2 separate regions of the Homo sapiens genome follow, and region 2 is linked to region 1. Evidence: chromatin loops called from intact Hi-C (ENCODE). Cell type or tissue: PC-3. All regions are shown on one strand. Each heading gives the region's core, and the rest is flanking DNA. Links, peaks and the distances in the headings are about the cores only.

Region 1 (5,000 bases), core at 1-5,000:
ATGCCTGTTGCCATATATACACAGTCTTGCGGGTCTTTGTTTTTTTGGGAAAAATAAGTTCAGATCATTTCTAAACTAGCAATTTGTCTGTCTAGATTTTGTTAAGTCTGTTATGCTTATGATAAAATATGATCTTTCATATTAAATCACTTATGACCTTGGTAAAATATTACTTTATATTAGCTGACTCTTGAGGCACTTTAATTTTATGAAACATGCACTTTAGTTTTTAAAAGTATGAAAGCAAAACTAGAAGTTCCTAGTCTACTACATCATGTTAACAAGCCATCAAAGATCTGGGAACACATTAAAAAATAGACCAAATCTCTATCTAATTAATTTCAAATATGAAAGGATACTTACAACTGAAAACAAAATACAGCCAATACTTTAAATCCTTAAACATACGAAGAATAGTTCTGATTGGTTTCCTGGATTCATGTCTCCCTGTCCAAGGTTATTCCATGCAAGAAGGTTACCAAACAAAGTAAAAGGTTGTGGGAAAATCCAATACCCACTTTAGGGCAGGAGTGAGCAGCTTTACAGATGTGTAAAGACAAATCTTTCTAGAATACATGATGGAAAAAACTAAAGAAAGATTTAAGTTCATGATTAAGCGAGGGCATCCATGGTTCAAAAATATGTCTTATATAGTTCCATTAACAGGCCCGAATTTTAAATTACAAATATGTAAGCAGAAGGTGAATTACCCGTGTTACTTATTTAAAGCAGGTTGTTTTCCCTTCAGTTAGTCAGCTATCTGCTTACTGAGGGAATGGAACTTTGCATACTATGGAACTGGGAGGGAAAGTGGATTTTGGTGGTGCACCAACTTCAGGGCTCATGGCTTTAACAGAGTAGAATGAGGGCACTGGGTGTCAGCAGGCATGGGGTGTCTGACATGTAGAAAGAGCTCCAGAAATACAAGCTGATAGATGAGTTGTGAAAAACACACATGGAAAAGGACGTGGAAATATGACAATGACAAACCTGCTTACCTTGATCACAAGACCTAATGCTGAAAAATGCTAAATGTGCCTTCCACTGACATAAGTAATGTGATTTGCCAATGCCCAGCTTAGAGTGGTTTCCCCTGTAGCAGACAAGCAGATGTATATATAATAAAGTCCCTGCAAGGTGAAAAAGAAAATCTGATTTTTAAAAGGATATTATATTCTGCTTTTTATATTTGCCTAAACTCCAAGGCTAAAGTGCCAGTATGTAACAAAGAAGCTAGTGAGAGAATATAAATAAATGCCCTGCTTCCTTCATCCAGAATGTCTTGATACAAAAGAAAAATTTGCATCTGAACTAAGTAGTGTGTTTGGTGACACAATTGATTCACATTTGGTACAATTTCCTTATCTTACTGCAGACTGACAACAAGCTCTATGGACTACAGACTGCCTGCTGGCCTGTGGATCACACTTTGACGAGCACTGACACAGACAATCCCAGCACAATTTATACTTTAATTGTTAAAAAAAGTTATCAGTTCTGAGAAAGCAATAACAGCAAAAAGCCAGAGCCAAACAAAGGGGACCACATTGCCATGATGTTGCTATAGTTCCTGAACACAGTAATTTATGGATTCCTCAAATGATAAATCACATTAGTAACTTTGCCAAATGTCTCAAAAGGATATAATAAATGAAGAAATATCTGTTGAACAAACTATTCTGGTTAAGGCAATGTGGTGGGGGATTCATCAGAACAATTAGATTTTTTTTTTTTTTTTTTTTTTTTTTGAGACAGGGTCTCGCTCTGTCCCCCAGGCTGGAGTGCAATGGTGCAATCTCGGCTCACTGCAACCTCTGCCTCCCAGGTTCAAGCAATTCTCACGCCTCAGCCTCTTGAGTAGCTGGGATTACAGGCACCCGCCACCATGCCTGGCTAATTTTTGGGGGGCATTTTTAGTAGAAATGGGGTTTCACATTGGCCAGGCTGGTCTCCAACTCCTGACCCCAAGTGATCTGCCTTCCTCAGCCTCCCAAAGTGCTGGGATTACAGGCATGAGCCACTGCGACTGGCCAGAACAATTAGATTTTATACACATGTGAACTATTTGTCACATAAAGCAACTTCTTCTGTTTCCCTCCACCACCACCCAGAGCCTAGTATAGTATATTCAATTAATACTTTTTGGCTGGTATATCCAAAACGTCCACAAAACACTATATATATTCTGAGTTTCAGACTAAAATGAGAAAAATAAGATAACTTATAAAGATAAAATACAGGAAAACTCGGATCATACATTTTATTGGAAAAAGTATATAAAATATATTAACAACTTTAAAAATAAATGATAGTATGTATATTTTAATGGCTATGTTCTAGGCAGGGAAAGAGAATAAAAATGACAACATGATAATAAATGTCTTTGCTTTTCACATCTTCCATTTCTTAACAAAATAAAAGATCTTAGACCATTAATAAAAGCGGTACATTCTCTTGGACTCTTAAATTCAGATATTAATACCGCCTTTATAGAAATAAATAAGAAAGCACTGATGGAAGATGTAAAGTGCATTAGCGTTCATGTTATCTCTCCTGGTATGAATTTAATGGGTATCTTAATAAGGAGATATAAACTAATGTCACTGATTAGGAAATATATCCACTCACATCATTTAGTAGCCTCCACTGGGGCTTGATGATGATGTCTGAGTGGAATTACTATAAAGCAAATGATGAATTAGTGTCAGGAGCTAAGGGACACATAAATGTGCCTCAGAGATGAAGCACTTACATTCTACATTGAAAGTTACAGGTCAACTCAAAAGACAGTGCGGTCAGTCCTAAGGCAGCACTAACCAACCTGGCTAAGCCCACTGCTTAGAACTTGCTAAAGCTAAGTTATTTTGATAGCTGGGCCACAGGCTTCCTTGGTTATAATAACCTGAAAGTAACATTTACGTGTTTTAAGTCTCTTTTGATCTCCTGAATAACATGAAGTGATGTTTATCAGATTTTAAGACACAGGCACATTCCGTTCAGATGATTTCATTCTCAGGGGACCTTGTCATTATGAAGGCTTATTAAAAGAAGGCAAAGGTTCACAAGCCTTTCAGAAGAATCTTAAGTGACATTATGAACTAAATCTAAAAAAAAATTTTTTGGCTTGGTTATACAAAGTAATTTCCTCTTCCCGGTTAGCTTAGTGGTCATAGTTCAGCAAACTTTGTATAGAGTGACCACCACAATTAGTGTATTAAAAATGTAGACATTGTTTCTCTCACTTTCTCTTCTAATTAGGCTTTATTTCAACACTCAGTGCAGGGGCTTGACCTATAAGTGGCAAATGCCCCAATACCCAAAAGCTCGTTTACTATTAGGCATTTGGGAAATCTTACATACTTCCAGGTACATTTGAAAGAAAAAACAGCCAAAACTCAGTCTATTCTTTTGTTTAGGGCTTATTTTAATAGTATACATCCCTAAAATGGTCACAAATCTTGTTTGTAATTTATCTTTTTATAACATGAAGGAGAAAAAAAAATACCAAAAATGGTCCATGCAGATGTTTCAATTATTTTTTAAAAATTCCTCATCCACCAAAATATTCTATACCTGTTTCCTCACCTGTAAAATGAGGATAATAACAAAAACCTGAAAGGTTATTGTGAAGACTAGGAATAAAGAATAAGACACTCTTTGCATATAGGTATCAATAAAAGCAGATATTCTTTTTTGTTTTAGTTTAAACTTTTAGATTCAGGGGGTACACATGCAGATTTGTTACAAGGATATATTGTGTGATCAAAAGCAGATACTCTTTTTTTGAGACACGGTCTCTGTCACCCAGGCTGGAGTGCAGTGGTGCAATCTCAGCTCACTGTGGCCTTGACCTCCTGGGAATCAATCCTCCCACCTCAGCCTCCTAAGTAATTGGGACTAGAGGTGTGAATCACCACACCCAGCTAGGATTTTTTTGCATTTTTAGTAGAGATGAGGTTTCATCATGTTGCTCAGGTTGGTCTTGAACTCCTGGGCTCAAGTGATCCATCTGCCTCGGTCTCCCAAAGTGCTAGGATTACAAGCATGAGCCACCATACCTGGCCCAAAGTAGATATTCTTATGTGTAAAGCTAAGACAATGCTTAAGCGCTCTAGCTGAAAATTCTTTTTCTTCTGATATATGATGCTGAAATACGAAGTCCTTGCCATCCTTTGTAATGGCAATTATTTTTCAAGAGATGACAAGAATTTGATGAAATAGTGTTATACAGTTTAAAAAATTGTTACCTATGTTTTTTTTTTTTTTTTTTTTGGGACGGAGTCTCGCTCTGTTGCCCAGGCTGGAGTGCAGTGGTGCCATCTCCGCTCACTGCAAGCTCCGCCTCCCGGGTTCATGCCATTCTCCTGCCTCAGCCTCCCGAGTAGCTGGGATTACAGGCGCCCGACACCACGCCTGGCTAATTTTTTGTATTTTTAGTAGAGACAGGGTTTCACCGTGTTAGCCAGGATGGTCTCGATCTCCTGACCTCGTGATCTGCCCGCCTCGGCCTCCCAAAGTGCTGGGATTACAGGCGTGAGCCACCGTGCCTAGCCACCTATGATTTTTTAATGGCAAGATATAATATGCATATAGAAAAATAAATGAAACACACATACACATTGTTTAAAGGATCAGGATTATAAAGCAAACCCCTGTGTTACCACCACTCGGTCAAGAAATACAATGCTGCTGGTGCCCCAGAAGCCTTCCACAAGCCCCTTTCTCATTATAACCCCTTCTCACTTCCAGAGGTAGTTAGTCACTACCCTTGTTTTTTTGTATAGTTTTCATTCCTAAATAATATCGTTTAATCTTGCTTGGTTTTGAACTATACATAAATAGAGGATGATTGTGGATTTTTTTTTTTTTTTTTGCTTTGGTTCTTTTACTCTACATCATGCTGGTGAAATTCGTCCCTATCATTGCTATGGTTTCATGGCTGCACAGTATTTGATTACATAAATATACCTTAATTAATGATGAACATATTGTCGATATAT
Region 2 (7,152 bases), core at 1,098-6,097, 63 kb before region 1:
GGTGCTTGCCATGTGGAGAGTGGGCTAGAGGGCACAAGAGTAGCTGAAGAGCGCCTGGGGAGGAGGTGATTATAATCCAGGCATGCTGAACTCAGGGGCAGCAAACCACCCCTTCCCATAAACCTCAGGAATCTCCTTCAAAAGGCCCAAGAAGCTCCAAGCCACCTTCATGGTGCCCCTTCTGCCCTGGCCTGTACCCTGGAATAGTCACTCCAGTCAGGCCCCCATCCCAGGCTGTCCCTCTTCAGGGGCCAGGCGGGAAATTCGCCTGCAGCCTCCCACCCATGCAGATGGACAGCTCAGCCCACTCCTGCCCGGCCACCCTTCCTTGCTGTCCTCACCATGCCCTGGGGCTCCCCCTTCTCCCCTGTCACCCCAAATTTTCTCTGGGGCCTTGCTCCTTTCATTGTCCCGTCTTCTTCCTGAACCTTTGCCTTCTCCCTGCTACTGGCTCCATCCCACTCGCATTTACAGGAAATCTTCCTTCGGTCTCACAGTCCCCTCCAACTCCCACCCATATTTTTCTCCAGCACTTTATAGCTAAACTCGCAAGAGTTGTCTACACTCACTGTCTCTACTTCCCCACTGTGCACGCCCACTGCCCCTTGCTTCCTTGCTGCTCCCCAACCCTGAAACAGCTCCCATGGAGGTCACCAAGGGCTTCAGGCTGTGCCTGCCCTCACCTCCCATGGCTCCTGGGTCTTTGGCCCTGTTGACCCTTCCCCATCTCCATGGTTTCTGTCCTGTGTCTAGTCCCACAGTCTTCCACGCTCAGCCTTGGGGGAAGCTCCTTGGGCCTCTGTTCTGGCCGCTCTTCTGCTAACCCTGTGCACAGATCCCCCTCCTTCCCCCCACCCAGCCATATCCCCTGCCCCCGGCCCTCAGACACAGGCTCAGTCCTCCCCTCCCCAACTACCTGCCTTACACCCAGCTCCAGCGCAGCTCTGTGCCCTCTGTACTTTCCTGTCTCAGCCACAGGCCTGGCAGCTTCCTGAGGGCAGGCACTGTGTCTGCCTTGTGCATTTCTCACCCTGGAGCCTAGTCCAGCGCTTGGTGTGCAGTGTGCAGTCAGTAACCATTAAACGCACGAGTAATGCAGGTTCCCAGCAACGCCTTTGTTCTTGCTTCTTACCCTGGCTGGTAGCCCTGGCCCCGTTTCACCCCCTCGACCTGCCTGTCAGACACAGCTAAGGGGAGTCCTCAAAGAAGCACCTCCTGCCCCTCTTACCCCCGCCCCTTTTATGCCTGTGAGTCATTATGTACACGGCCGACCTCATGGACTTTTGACAGTTATATCGCATTTCCGGCAGTTATAAATACACATTTTTCCCCCTTAAAGTTGCTCCACACCCCATAGCACAATGCTGTGAGGTGCTCAGTTTTTCCACTCCCTGCACAGAGATGTCCCCCGGATTTGCTCCTCCCTCTTAACTGGGGCTGCGGAGTCGGGAGGACTCTCGGCAGAGGGCAGGATGTTCAGATGGGTGGGACAGAAGGAGAGGCTGTGGGGCCTCCACAGGGCTTGGGGTGCGGAAGAAAGAGCCCTGGGGGAGAGGTCAGGGCCTGGTCCGGCCCCAGTGTGGCCTTGGGATCTGTGTGATCTTCAGCAGGTCATCCTTCTTTGGGGGTTTCCTGTGGGTTCCTGGGTCAAGTAGTGATGGGAACACCTTGCCCACACACTCTGCAGGCTGGCCTTGGGATCAAATGCAATTATTTGGGGGGAGCGTTGAGACAGGAAAAACACTGTGCCTGTTTGAGGGATCACTGCATCACCATGGAGAGAAAGCAGGCGTCGCCGTATAGATGTGCGCAGGGCAGGACAGGGCACCAGGGCCTCAGCTCCTGTTCTGGTTTCCCAGCTGGTGGTGGCTCATTAGCACTCAGAATATTTACTGAGAATCAGTGTGACTTACTGTTTACAATAACACAGTTCCACAGTCTTCTATGATCCTGGGACAGCTCTGCTTCTAAAGGTTTCCGATGCTCATTCTGGGAACACTGGGCCTTCACAGAGCTCCCAGGGGACCAAGAGACAGACACAGGTGTGACTTACCAAACTCAGCCTGTGCTCTTCCTCACTCACACTGCCCCGCCCCATACCGACACGCACACCTCAGGAGCACCTACTGTATGCCACTGAAGGCAACGCTTAGGCACAGGTTGGGGCTGAGAAGTCCAGGTGGCCAGCAGGTTTTTGGCAGCAAAGGGCCTGTGCTGAGGTCAGCAGGCTCTGGAGACGTGTGCTGCATGAACAAAAGGTCACATATCACCTGCACACAAAGAAGCCTGGAGTCTTCTCACATCAAGTGTGCCTGACCCTTGACCCAAAGAGTGAGTAATCTGTGGAAATACACAGTGAGGCTGGTTTCTTTGAGGGATAAGGTGTTCTGCATAACTAAAAAAATTTTTTTTTTTTTCCGAGATGGAGTCTCGCTCTGTCGCCCAGGCTGGAGTGCAGTGGCACGATCTCGGCTCACTCCAACCTCCGCCTCCTGGGTTCCGCCATTCTCCTGCCTCAGCCTCCTGAGTAGCTGGGACTGCAGGCGCCTGCCACCACGCCCGGCTAATTTTTTTGTATTTTTTTTTTTTTAGTAGAGACGGGGTTTCACCGTGTTAGCCAGGATGGTCTTGATCTCCTGACCTCGTGATCCGCCCACCTCTGCCTCCCAAAGTGCTGGGATTACAGGCATGAGCCACCGCGCCCGGCCTAAAATTTTCTAAAAAAGTTTTTGCAAGTAAACTTTTGAGAGAACAAGTTTGTCCCTTAAAGCATCAACTTATTTTAACCATTTTGAATAATATACTTCCTTAAACTATTTTATGCATTTTCCTATCAAACTAAAATCAATGTATCCTTTTTGTGATGACTGGGGTCTATCCTTAGCAACAGTAAAAGTCACACTGAGGCTGAATTTTTTAAGCTGGCTGTTTTATTAATTTTTACTACACATTTTACAAGCTCTTGTGCCATGGACTTTGAACCGATGGCAGGGTGGAAGCTGTTCTGCTACATACAAACCACCCTGATCAGAAGCAGGCTGTCATGAACTGTGCCAAGTTCTTCACAAATAGGCATAGTGGCAGGTGAGAGGCCTCTCCTGTCGTGTCGTGCTCTGGGCCCCAAAGCAATTGGAGACAGGTTTTGAAGAAAGAATACAAATTTGCTCTTAGGGCAAGAGAAGCCTCCATCCAGGATCAAAGGAAATACAGAACAAGGGGCTGACTTCACTTTACAGACCAGCACGTGGGCTCAGAGAAGTCAAGCGCCTCGCCGGGGTCACATAGCCAGTGAGCGGCAGCGTTGGGGCTGAAACGTCTGTGACTTGCTCTCCTGTGAGGCAGGGTGCTGCTCAGTTAGGCCCCCCAGACCGCTTCCTTCCCAAGTGCTCCTGTCCTCTCCTTAGCTTCAGGCGGTCCATTAGTCCTGCCCCCTCACCCTCCGAGACTTTCTCATCTGAGGCGCCCTAGAACTGTGTTTTGTACACACAGCCAAAATGACCTGCGCCTGCCACTCTCCCCCTTGTAGTTCTGTGCCTGGGCTTGGCTACAGCTATTTCACCAACTGGCTGTCTCTTTCATATCTAGACTCATACTCGTTCTTGTTCTGGATTGCTGACAGTGCTGGCCTTTAAAAAGTGTGGAATTGTTTTAAAGACTTGTCTTTTTTTATTCATTTAAAATCCACAAGGCTGAGCTGTCTACCTACAAAACTATAATTAGATGTGCTAAGGGGGGAAAAAAAGAAAAAGAGAGCTATCTACTTCAAGCAGAATCAAGAGCTCTGGGCACCAACTCATTCACTGAGGCCGCCAGAAGCCGTGTTAGAGAACATTCACGAGCGAGAGTGGGCCTAAGGCAGCTCATCTGCCAGGGGCTAGAAACTGGAAATTAAGGCTGAGAGGCCATGTCTCTACACCTCGTTGGTGCCATCTACCACTAAAGCACTTTGAAATACTTCCCATTTGTTTAGAGCCTGGATTTTCTTCTTTTTTTCTTTTTTTTGAGACAGAGTCTCGCTCTGTCGCCCAGGCTGGAGTGCAGAAGCGTGATCTCGGCTCACTGCAACCTCCCCCTCCCAAGTTCAAGTGATTCTCCTGCTTCAGCCTCTGGAGTAGCTGGGATTACAGGTGCGCACCACCACGCCTGGCTGATTTTTGTATTTTTAGTGGAGACGGGGTTTCACCATGTTGGCCAGGCCGGTCTCGAACTCCTGACCTCAAGTGATCCACCCGCCTTTGCCTCCCAAAGTGCTGGGATTACAGGCATAAGCCACTGCACCTGCAGAGCTCAGGTTTTCAAAAGACTAGTTTCAGCCCTAGTACACATTCTCAATGTGTATAGAATGAGTATCTGTATTTCAACAATCCCACCAAAGCCTGAAACATAGAACGCAAGAAATCCTCGTTGAGTGACTAATTCCTCCCGATGTGCATGGTGCTTTGTAAAGATCATTCAGTGCTTTCACGAAGATGTTTATCTCTTCTAACATTCTATCAGTCCTCAGGGGTGGGGTATTATCCCTACTTCACAGATTAGGAGCCAAATCCAGAGAGGTTAAGTGGCTGTGCTCCAAGTGCTAGAACAGGAAACCTGCTGAGTCCTAGGCATCCCTTCTATCCTGGCAAAGTGGCTTCCTCTGGGACCCAAGGTAACCAACATTGATGGAGCACCTATGATGTGGTGGGTCCCCTGCAAACGTAATTGGGAAGGGCAGAGTCCTTTCTACTTCTTTACAGATGAAATGGAGGTTCTCAAAAGCTCAGTGACTTCCAGGGTCATAGCTTCAAAGCAGCAGAGTTGCAGAGAAGTGAACAGGTGCCACAGAGCATTCAGAATCTAGCTTCTAAAGAAGAGATGCTGGCTGCACTCTGTACTACACAGTAAAAACCCAGATTTATTCAATATGTACCTGTATTAGTCCATTTTTGTGTTGCGATAAAGGAATACCAGAGGCTGGGTGATTTATACAGGAAAGATGTTTAATTGGCTCACGATTCTGCAGGCTATATAAGCATGGTGCCAACATTTGCTCAGCTTCTGGGCAGGCTTCAGAAAGCTTACAATCATGGCAGAAGTCGATGGGGTGCCAGCATGTCACATGGCAAGAGCGATAGCAAGAGACAAAAGGGAGATCCCAGACTCTTCCTTTTTTTTTTTTTTTTTTTTTTTTTGAGATGGAGTCTCACTCTGTTGCCCTGGCTGGAATGCAGTGGCGCGATCTCGGCTCACTGCAACTTCCACCTCCGCAGTTCAAGCGATTCTTTTGCCTCAGCCTCCTGAATAGCTGGGACTACAGGCACCTGCCACCATGCCTGGCTAATTTTTTGTATTTTAGTATAGATGGGGTTTCACTGTGTTAGCCAGGATGGTCTCGAGGGAGATCCCAGACTCTCTTAAGCAACAAGATCCTGGGTGAACTGAGAACTCACTTATCATCAAACGGATGGTGCTAAGCCATTCATGAGGGTCTGCCTCCATGATCCAATCACATCCCACCAGGTCCCACCTCCAACATGGGGAATCACATTTCAACATGAGATTTGGAGGAGACAAACATCCAAACCATATCGTTCCCTGAAAATACTAGGGACAGAGGGATGCATCTCTTTTTCAGATACAGATTTTTCTTTCCCAAACAGAAAGGAAAGATGATTAAATAGACTCAAGCAAGTATCACTGGAGTCCAGCCTGAAACTAGCTGCAAGTCGTAAGTCAGATCTAACCAAGTTACTCTTTTGCTTCAAGTCTGGAAAGGGTACCTACCAGTTGCCTACCGGATTCATCCAAATCTCTTTATTTGGCACCTTAAGTTTTTCCAATTGGCCTATAACTCAGTTTCCCCTTTTGCCCTTCTTCACACCCATTCAGGCCCCAAGCACAGCACACTCCCTGCTGTTTTCCAAGCTCACACCCAAGGCCTTGCCTCTGGGCCTGTGCCCATGCTGTTCCACAATGTGAAATCTTACATATCTTTAATCTGCATTACTTCCATGGATCTTTCCTGACCCTTGAGTGACAATTAATAGCTTTGTCTGCATTCCGTAGAATGGCTATACATCTCTCCATCACAGAATTTAGCACACGGAATTATCATTAATAGCTAACATACCTGTGAGCCCCACTAGAGAACGTGGCAGAGGTCAAGGTTTACTCATCTCTTAACCTTGTTTAGCCCAGTCCCTTACACACATGTGCAGAGAGAGTGTGTGTGAGCGTGTGAGAGCAAGTGTGCTAGATAAATGCTGGCTGACTCTTTAAGAACAAGGTTTTCGTGGTTAACCCAGCTTCAATATGAAATTCAAAACAATGAAGACAGGACTCAAACATAGCAGGGAAATAATATACACTTTTAACTCTCAAAATAAATACTAATCAATTTTATTGTATAAATACAGATGCTGAGTTTTCTTCCAGTTACCAACAGATCAGTTTCACATGCCATTTATTATTCGTGGTGGTTTAAAAAATTATTTAAATAACTGGTTAGGTCAGGATAAATGGGCACCATTAGAACTGCTAAAAAATATATAGCTGGGCACAATCTTCCAAAACTAATATTCTGAGGGGAAAAAAATCTCTGGAATTTCTAAAGTGGTTAAGGGGAAGTGAAGAGAAAAAACACAATCAAATATTCATTTGATAACATTTGCCCGCTGTTTAAAAGTGTCTCAGCTGTAAGAAAACTGAAAGGGTTCTTAGCAGTTCAGAAATAGATAGTAATGAGTTTCCAATTCAACTTATATCTTCCAAGCAAACAATTTTCTTAGTGATTTACAAAACTAAAAGGTTAGTAGGAGATAATAACTCATCCCTTATTTTGGCCCCAGCCACTTTAAACAGAGGCCATACTAACTCTACAACTTTGGAAAACGTCAAACAGTTATTCCAGGAGACGGGTAATCCCATAGGTTCTACCCAGGTCATGGCAGAAACTGCAGACATCAAACAAGTTCAAATGAAAACCCCAAACTCGAACTAAACGAACCCAAACCTAAGTGGTGTTTTGAGGCATCACCACGGGGCTGTGTGGGTCGAGGCAAATGTGTAGGCACCTAGCAATCAGCTCTGAGCAGCCCGATGACATTCAAGAGCAGGGCTCCCCGCCGTGCGGTGAAAAGCCACAAGCCCAGGATCAACCAGGGAGTCTGCACA

The links. A loop is a pair of places that touch in the nucleus more often than their neighbours do. Peaks named below come from ENCODE experiments on the same cell type or tissue, not always from the same donor. Only the 100,000 strongest peaks of a DNase experiment are listed, where the experiment ranks them.
Region 2: it touches region 1 in a loop (2.4-fold over the local background); 5 of 110 quality-filtered maps call a loop at or near these places.

The regions. Positions count from the first base shown.
Region 1 is chr11:76,081,812-76,086,811 of GRCh38, reverse strand. The region is part of intron 13 of UVRAG (UV radiation resistance associated); the gene reads right to left. Among named protein-coding and RNA genes, the nearest start is that of WNT11, 120 kb to the left of the region's middle. In PC-3, for the core only: no CTCF peak of the experiment used is centred there; a DNase peak (open chromatin) is centred at 3,001; H3K27ac peaks cover 838 bases.
Region 2 is chr11:76,143,443-76,150,594 of GRCh38, reverse strand. It overlaps UVRAG (UV radiation resistance associated), which reads right to left. Exons shown (of 15, transcript NM_003369.4): 15 at 6,363-7,152. Among named protein-coding and RNA genes, the nearest start is that of WNT11, 59 kb to the left of the region's middle. In PC-3, for the core only: a CTCF peak has its summit at 3,704; a DNase peak (open chromatin) is centred at 1,254; H3K27ac peaks cover 869 bases.